Regions from separate parts of the Mus musculus genome. Here region 1 is linked to region 2. Evidence: chromatin loops called from intact Hi-C (ENCODE). Cell type or tissue: gastrocnemius. All regions are shown on one strand. Links, peaks and the distances in the headings refer to the core of each region. The heading gives the core; the rest is flanking DNA.

Evidence for each region. Hi-C counts contacts between places; a loop is a spot of excess contacts. Peaks named below come from ENCODE experiments on the same cell type or tissue, not always from the same donor. Only the 100,000 strongest peaks of a DNase experiment are listed, where the experiment ranks them.
Region 1: it touches region 2 in a loop (2.2-fold over the local background); 3 of 42 quality-filtered maps call a loop at or near these places.

The regions. Positions count from the first base shown.
Region 1 is chr11:79,835,198-79,839,588 of GRCm38, forward strand. No RefSeq gene overlaps it. Among named protein-coding and RNA genes, the nearest start is that of 9130204K15Rik, 41 kb to the left of the region's middle. In gastrocnemius, for the core only: no CTCF peak of the experiment used is centred there; no DNase peak of the experiment used is centred there; H3K27ac peaks cover 1,971 bases.
Region 2 is chr11:79,906,910-79,911,300 of GRCm38, forward strand. No RefSeq gene overlaps it. Among named protein-coding and RNA genes, the nearest start is that of Gm24454, 15 kb to the left of the region's middle. In gastrocnemius, for the core only: no CTCF peak of the experiment used is centred there; DNase peaks (open chromatin) are centred at 1,928 and 3,351.

The DNA.
Region 1 (4,391 bases), core at 161-4,160, 72 kb before region 2:
TACATAGAGAGACTGTGTCTTTAAAAAAAAAAAAAACAAAGACAAACAAAAAAACAAAAACAAGATGACTTGGTAGTTAAGAGGATGCTCTTCCTGCTCTTCCAGAAGACCCAGGTTCAATTCACAGCACCTACATGGCAACTCAAAATTGTCTAACTCCACTTCCGGGGGATCCAACTCCCTTTTCTGAGGTCACTAGGCCCATATATGGCACACAGATGTATACAGAGCCAAACTATCATACACACAAATAATAATAAAACCATTTAAAACAAACAAGGTAGACATACATATTCTAAGGAGCACCTGAGCCGATTCTCTGTCTGTCTCTGTCTGTCTCTCTCTCTATCTCACATGAATGCGTGTGCACACGCACACACACACACACACACACCCCACACATGCTCAAAGAGTCTCAGTAGCAGTTTTTAAAGAAAAGATAACATCAACAGCACCACAGGTCGGTGTCCCCTAGATGTGGCATGGCCCTGGTGCTTGAGCAAAGATTCTGTCCGCACTGTTCCTAAGGCAAGGAAGGCTAGATGGATTTCAGATCCGCAAGTTGTTTTCAACTTTGCTGTAGAGTCCTCAACTCTCATCTCAGGAAATCTCACCAGTACACCAAGCATAGCCTCAGTCCTTGCCAGCTTCCCTGAGGGGTTACCTGGGCCTGCCTAGGAATGAAGATGTAAACAACAGAAAGATGGGCTGATGGGATTCTCGAAAGATGCAGAGCAAATGGACAGGGAATATCTGTGAAAAAGTCTCAAGCTCCCTAGAGGTCAGAGAAATGGGAAACCACGGGAGCCCCAGCACAGGCAGGGCTGCAAAGAGAGACACTGTATCCAACAACAACACAGCAACTGTTGCAGGTGCAGATACAAAGGAAAGGGAGCACCCACACACTGCGCACGTGCAGAGCTTAGAGGCCGGGGAAGGACAATCCAGCCACTGTAGAAATCAGCAGGGAGATGCCTCGAAGAACTACAAGGAGATTTACCATTCTCCCCAATTATGGCCATTTACCCAAGCACTGTAACTCAACACATCAGGGAGACACACATCAACGCCAACTGCTGTTAGGTCATAAAACCAACCATAGTGTCCATCAACAGAGGAATGGATATAGAACATGTTTTACAGACACATGGAAACTTTTTCTCATCTATTAAGAAGAGTGTTGCATGGCTTACAGGAAAATGGATGCAACCAGAGCTAAACACAGTAAGGGAAATTAAGTCTCAGACAAATCACATTTTTTTCTCTCATTTGTGGTTACTAGATTTTACACACACACACACACACACACACACACACACACATACACACACACACACACACACGCATGTGTGTGTGTGTGTATGATATATATATATAATACATATATATGGTATTTATCTATCATATATGTGTGTGTGTATATATGTATGCATGTGTATATATATGTATGTATGTATGTATGTATATATATATATATATATGACATTAAAGTAGGTACAAAATTGGCTAGAGGAAGGAAGGGGACTAACAGGTGGGGAGGGATGAAGGGAAAGGGGTAGGTGTGAGAACGCCCTCAAAGTGCGTGATATACTCACATGGAAATGTCCTTATGTAACCCATTCCATAGACAATGAATGCACACAATGAAAACATTTAAAAGGCTGACTTTTATTCTTCTGTGTGTGTGTATATGTGCATGCTTGTGAGTATGTATATGCCACGTGTGTGCAGGTACCCACAGAGGCCAGGAGAGGGCAACGGATCTGGAGTCTCAGACAGTGAGCTCCCCAAAGTAGTTACAAGGATCTAAGCTTGGCTCCTCTGGAAGAACAGCAAATACTCTTAACCACTGAGCCACGCCCCCTGCCCTGACTGTTAAAAGCTTAGGATCAGACACAACCAGGCTGTTTCTTCTCCTGAGCTAGCTGTTTGATGTTCATAGGGTTCCTCCATCCCTTAGCCCCAGCCAGCCAGCCAGCCAGCCAGCCAGCCAGCCAATATCCCAGTGCAGAAGACACAGCCACAGCCCTCCTGGTATTTACAGATAGAGTGGAGAAATTGACAAGAGCATAACCACATAAAGGCACAGGACTCTAGATGGTGATAAGTGAGGGCTGAGATAATGTCCTGGCATGGGGGAGGGGGGAGTTAGGGGGGTTAGCATGGTGCTGGGCACACGGAGGGAGCTCAGTACTGGCGCACAGAGTAAGCATCCTGGCTGGTCCTTAAACCCCCAAGAGGAAGCCAGGAGGCCAGCACTTCAATCCCCTTAAGCTTCCAAAAAGCCTACAGGGATGCACAGCTCTCTGTGGCAGCCCCTCACCCACAGCCTGGAGCAGCAACAAAGATAAAGCAATCTAAACCACCAGCCAGTCCTCAGATAAACCTGCCAGGGAGGTCTGTGGGGCAGCTGACTTTAATCTGCAGCTTCTGCCCTTTGCTGATTGAGACTGACCAAAAACCCAGAGCCCGGCTGCTGCCAACAGCAAGGAATGTTCGCAGCTCCAAGCCTCTAAAGTCAAAGCTTTGGGACTTTGTTCCCAGGTCTCTGAGAGAAGTTCATCTGATCCCTATCCAGGGAGCTGGCTGCCCACCCGGCCAGCACACCTCTCCAAACCTGGTCTGAGGCCAGCCTTGAATGTCACAGGGAGGACAGCAATGATCTTCAAAGCTTCTGCTACATGAACCCAAACAGGCAGAACTCAACAGTGCCCGAGATTGGACTCTAGACAAGCATGGGCTCTAATCTCAGACATTTGAAAGCTTGGCTGAGGAATAGTGGCCTCCAGAGTTGGGCAGAACCTGGAATTTTAAACCATGTGTCACAAAAGGACCCTCCTCCTCTACTTAACAGCTAGGCACTTTCAGGTTAGACCTAGTAGGTCCTCCTCTTCTTCCTCCTCCTCCTCCTCCTCCTCCTCTCAGGATGGTTCAAGACTTTTCTAGTTTTAATAAAAAATTAACGTGGGAATAGTACAGTTGTTTCACCCAGAGATTCAATAAGAGGGCCATGTAATCCTTTAACCCAGCACACCCAAGCTCAAGGAAAACAGCAAGTTTCAGAAAAGCCCTCGCCTAGGCACGCTTGGAATGAAAAGGTCAGAGGGTTGTTTTAACTCTTCCCTGCCCAAGCAGAAATGTGACCCATTCTTTGGGGATGACCCTGTGCCAGGCATGGAATAAGTATCATTCTTTACCCCCATCTCAAACCAATCAGATGAGAGTACGAATTGCAGGGCTCAGGGTTTGCCTGGCTCGGGTCTCCTGAAGCTGCAGGGCAGGGGTTGGTCAGTGTTCCAGCACTGTAACAAATCCCTGAGATAACAAACTAAGAGAAAGTGACCTTATAGCCCTTTGTTTTGGAGCTACCAAGCCCATAATCTATTGACCATTGTTTGGGGCCCAAGATAGACTAAGATCAAAGGAAGATGTGGTTGAACCAAGACAGTCACCTCTTGGTCATGGAGTGAGTCCCTCTCGTCCCTCAATGGCAGCACACTGGGTACAAAGTCTATTTGAAAACAAACATGTTTTTGTCTTGGTGCATGTGAATCTCTGGGGGTGCCATCTGTGCCGTGGTGGACAATGGGGGCGGAAGAAACTTGCAAAAGTCAGTTCTCTCCATCCCCATGTGGATCCTGAGGCTTCGACACAGGTTGTCTGGTTTGGTAGCAAGCGCTCCTCCTACGCTTGGGACATCTCACCAGCCCCAAGTCTTTTGACACAGTGCCTTGTATACACCCCACAGGATCCCTCCTGCCTTCATGCCCTGAGTACTGGCATAACAGCTATGCGCCAATTTGCCTGGCTAGGGAACAAGGCTATATCCCATGAGACTTTGAGGGACACTGGCTCAGGCCAGCTGGTACACCCCTTCTCCCGGACTAGCTGCCCCTTTAACGGACTGACTCAGCTCAGCTTCCTACGAGGCTTCTAGCACATTCCAGGTTTCAGCACCAAAGTTTCGTGTCCCAGGCAGGAAATCTTCAGTTCTAGATAAACAGGGGTAGCTGACTACCCGACACACAGCCTTCAGAAGCTGGAGAACAACTTGAGGAAGGCTGCTGGCTTCCAACCCATCGTGGTTTGAATTAACGACCACTCCTTTCCATCCGCTGGGTAACGAAGCACAGAACACTCTTAACACGACTTGATTTCCATCTCCTTCTTTGTTAATGGCTCCTAAAACACAAGCCTCACCCTAAAGTCTTTCTGAACTCCACTCTTGGAGATGGGTGACTTGAAAATTCCCCAGGCAGTCAACCCCTGCTTCTTCAGAGACAGCCTAGTACCTAGTGAGGCAGAGGGAGGAATCTTAGAAACCACACCCCTCCCACCCAGGTTCTGCCTGTTTAATGGCTGTGTGCTTGTATCCCAGTGTGAAATATGGG
Region 2 (4,391 bases), core at 249-4,248:
AGTCCAGCCTCAGCTGAAGCCAAGACTCCCCTGTCAACTGATAGCACTTCTTAGCAAGCAATTCGCCCACATCAACCTGAAGCTACAGAGGTGTTTGCACTCTGACTTTTTGAAACCTCAGAGCATGGGGGTAACGTGAGATACGGGAGAGACATGTGCACAAAGGTCTCAATTAAGAATGGAATGCAACCGTAAAAATAGTTACGATTACAAATAGCATGTAGCAACACAGGGAAAGACTTATGTCACCGTACTGTGGGAGACAGAACGCAGGACTGCAGGGATCCTGTCATTATGGCCACCTGAGAAAATGCACGTTTAAAGTCCTGGAAGGGAGCACACAAGGGCTGCCCAGCTCCTGTTCAAGTGGCGGGATAATGAGAGAGTGTTTTCTCTTTCTCTCTCTCTCTCTCTCTCTCTCTCTCTCTCTCTCTCTTGTTTTCCCTTTAAAAAATAATATTTTTGAGACTGGAGAAATGGCTCACTGGTTAAAAGAATTTGTTGCTGTTGCAGAAGCCCCAAGTTCTGTTCACAGCTCCCACACTGGGTGGCTCATAGCCATCTGTAACTCCAGCCTCTGGCCCCACAGACACCTGCACACATGTGAACAAATCTTCACATAGGCACACACACACACATACACTCACACACATATCACACACCACCACACACACACACCGCACACACATACATACTGAAATAAAAGTAAAACCAGGCATAGTGGTGTTTGCCTTCATATCCAGCTCAGGAGAGCCAGAGGTACACAGATCTCTGTGAGTTTGGAGCCAGCCTCGTCTACATAGCAAGTTCCAAGCCAGACAAAGTCACATGGTAAAAGTGATAATAATAATAATAATATCTCATTTATACATTATGTTTTGTGTTAATTATAGTAATTAAATATAAATATGTTAGTATAGTTATGCTTATATATAAATAAGTAAATCTAATAATAATAACAAATATTTTGGGGGCTGGAGAGGTGGCTCAGCTGTTAAGAGCACTGACTGCTTATTCTTCCAGAGGTCCTGAGTTCAAATCCCAGCAACGACATGGTGGCTCACAACCATAATGAGATCTGACACTCTCTTCTAGTGTGTCTGAAGACATCTGTAATGTACTTAGATATAATAATCAATAAATCTTTGGACTCTGAGCAGGGTCGGAGCGAGCAGGGCCGACTGGAGAGAGCAGAGGGCCTTAATTCAATCCTCAGTAACCACATGAAGGCTCACAACCATCTGTACAGCTACAGTGAACTCAGACACATAAAATAAATGAATAAATCTTTTTAAAGAAGGACATTAACATCTACTGAACAGCTATTTTATGCCTTATACTTTATATTCTATATTTTGATTCAATGAACCAAGGGGAAACCCTTATAACCATTTTGCAAGCAGGGGAAGATGAGGCTCAGAGAGGTTGAAATGGCATCCTGAGAGTTGGCAGGATCAGAACTGAAGCCCAGCGCTCTCCACCGTATCCCCTTAACTACCCAAAGCAATCCTGCGTCGTGTATGCCAGAAAGAATGATAGCATCTTCTATGCGTGTTCTTGTGTAATAACCCTGTCCGTTTAAACTGTGTCCTCCCTGTTCAAATAAGGTATAAGCAGCTAAGGGAGGTTGAGTCACCAGCGCTAGAGATACCAAAGTTGGAAACTGACAAAGCGACGAGTCTAAGGCAGGTCAGTCTGCATTGGTAAGAAAAAACCAGAAACTTTGAGATTCACACATGGGCTGCCACTCCTGGTGCCGCTGCCACCTAAACGGGAGTGTCTTACAGGGAGGAGAACACATGAGGAGCTGGGTTCCCAGGCTGTCTTGAGCTGGTCGGACTGGCTCCGTCATCACTTTTGTATCTGAGGCCCGAGGCTGGGTGAGGTGGAGCTATGCACAGATGGTTCATGTGGCCTGGCCTCGGGCCAACACAGATGGTGTGGTATTAACATGCCAAAATGTTTCAAGAAACGCTGTTAAAGCTCTCCTAAGGATCCTCAAGGTGGGAGGGAGGGAGCACGCCATCTCTCCTATGGTGGAAAATGTCCGAATCATCTGGGTTGGCATGAGAAAGAGCTATCTAGTCTCTTGGACTGCTCCAAAACCACACAGTAATTGGGCTCCAGAATCCAGAGCCAAGACTGGAGCGTGGTACCAGGCCCCAGAGCACACAAGACAAGTAAGGACCCAAACTCTCAGAAGCAAATCCAAGTCAACCTCAGGGTGACCAAACGAGAGGCCCTAGGCCAGGAAACAAGTAAAACCTAAGAGCAGCAGAAGGTCCAAGATGTGAGACATAGACTAGAGTGCTCTGGCGACAGGGACTGTTGGGAAGGCTACACTGTTGGTGAGACTGAAGATGGATGCATGCCTCTAGGGGGCAATTAGTCACTGTCAGGTACACACATGCTCTGAGACGCAGCAGATCCTCTCTCCGTAACTCTACAGACAGAGTCCCACACAGAGTCCCAAACTGCTCCTAAAAATTTTTAATTAGATGTAAAAAGTTAAAATATATAAACAAATATATAAATATAAAATTTTAAATATAAAAAAAATAAAAATGCAGTAGCAGGGTGGTGGTGGCACACACCTTCATCCCAGCACTGGGGAGGCAGAAGCAGGGAGATCTGTGAGTTCAAGGCCAGCCTACTCTACAGAATGAGTTCCAGGACAGCTGGAGTTAAATAGATAAATACTGTCTTAGAAACTGCCCAAGCATTTGGAAACAGGCATGTGGAAATCCTATGTCAGTTTTTTATCCTTTTCTACGTTTTTCCTCCTTAACCAGTATGGATGCTGGGAACAGAATGTGGGCCATCTAGAACAACTAGTGTTCTTAACCACTGAACCACCTCTCCAGCCTACTGTTTTAAATTTCTTTTCTTTGACATTTAACATCTGCCATGTTCTCTGAACCAGTCCCATGACATGGCCGATAGCAGCTCCCTGAGAGACTATAAAAAGGTCACCTTTCTATAAGCTGGAATTTTGCCTCACCAACTCTATTAAGGCAGAGACAAAGAGAAGATATCAGCCTGAGATCACAGAATCTTTGAGGTTATCCTACTCCTTTGACCCTCAATTTACCACCAAACCTTATATTGATGCTCAAAGGCTCAGGGCATTTGTGTCAGGCTGAGGCTCGCTGGAAGGCAGGACTGGAATTGGGCCTCTCCCTGTAGCGTGTTCTCATCCTACAGAGATAGGCAAGAGAGTGATGCTCTGGCAATAATTGGTCGCCATGACCTACTTTCTCCTGAAACAGGAGGTGAGATGTCTGCAACCCTTTGCAGACACCCAAGGAGAGGGCAGCAGGACTGAAATGGGTCAAAGGAGAAGGAAGAGCAAGACCTGGAGAAGATGGAGAAGCTAGCTTGTTCTTAAGGCAATGCGCCAATCCAGCTGACCTTGAGCGTTGCAGCTGGAGGCCTCAGAGAGTGTGTGGAAGTGGAGACAGACCCCAGCCTGGCCAAGATGGAGAGTCCATCAGAACTCTCCTCCATAGCTGGGCTATGTTCTCAGTGGTAAGCTAGAAAAAATGTCTGTCCCCAAAACAGCAATGGAAATGGCCCATGTCCAACTTGGAAAATAAAGGAAAGAAAAATGTTTTTACCCTTACATAGACCACAGGCTATCCATGATGTTTAATTTTGTACATAAAAGGCCAAAACCCTCATGAGCTTTCAGAGGGAAGGAATTAACTCTCAGAGCATCTAAGGCTGAATAAGACCATTGCTTCCAAGGAGTAACAGCAGAGGCTGACCTCTGACCTTTATGAGCACACACACCACTCACACACACACACACACAGACACACACACACACACACACACACACACACAGAGGAAAGCAACATATAACACACACACCACTCACACATACACCACACACACCAACATACTACACACACCAACACACCACACACACCACATCATACACCATACACATATACACCACACACATATACCACACACACCATATACACCACACCACACCACACACACCCACACACACACACACACACACACACACACACACACCACATGGGAAGAGTATGCCGCATTATTAGAGCATATGTGTACCTGACAGTAACTAATTGTTTCCTAGAGGCATGGATCTGTCTCTGAGAAAAGCCATCTCAAGGTGTCACACAGGGTCATACTGGCTAATATCAGAAACACAAGGAGGCCTATGGATGTGGTAGGAGAACGCCTAGGAAAGATAGGCAATAGAGTCACAGACAAGTAACAGAAGGTCAGGTGGAACAATGCACAAGTCCAAACCCTTGGACTTTCTCTACGTGTCTTTGTTACTTTCTTCACGATAAAACCCCATGACCAAGACAATCTGTAGAAGAAAGAGTTTATTTTTGGCTTCCAGTTCCACG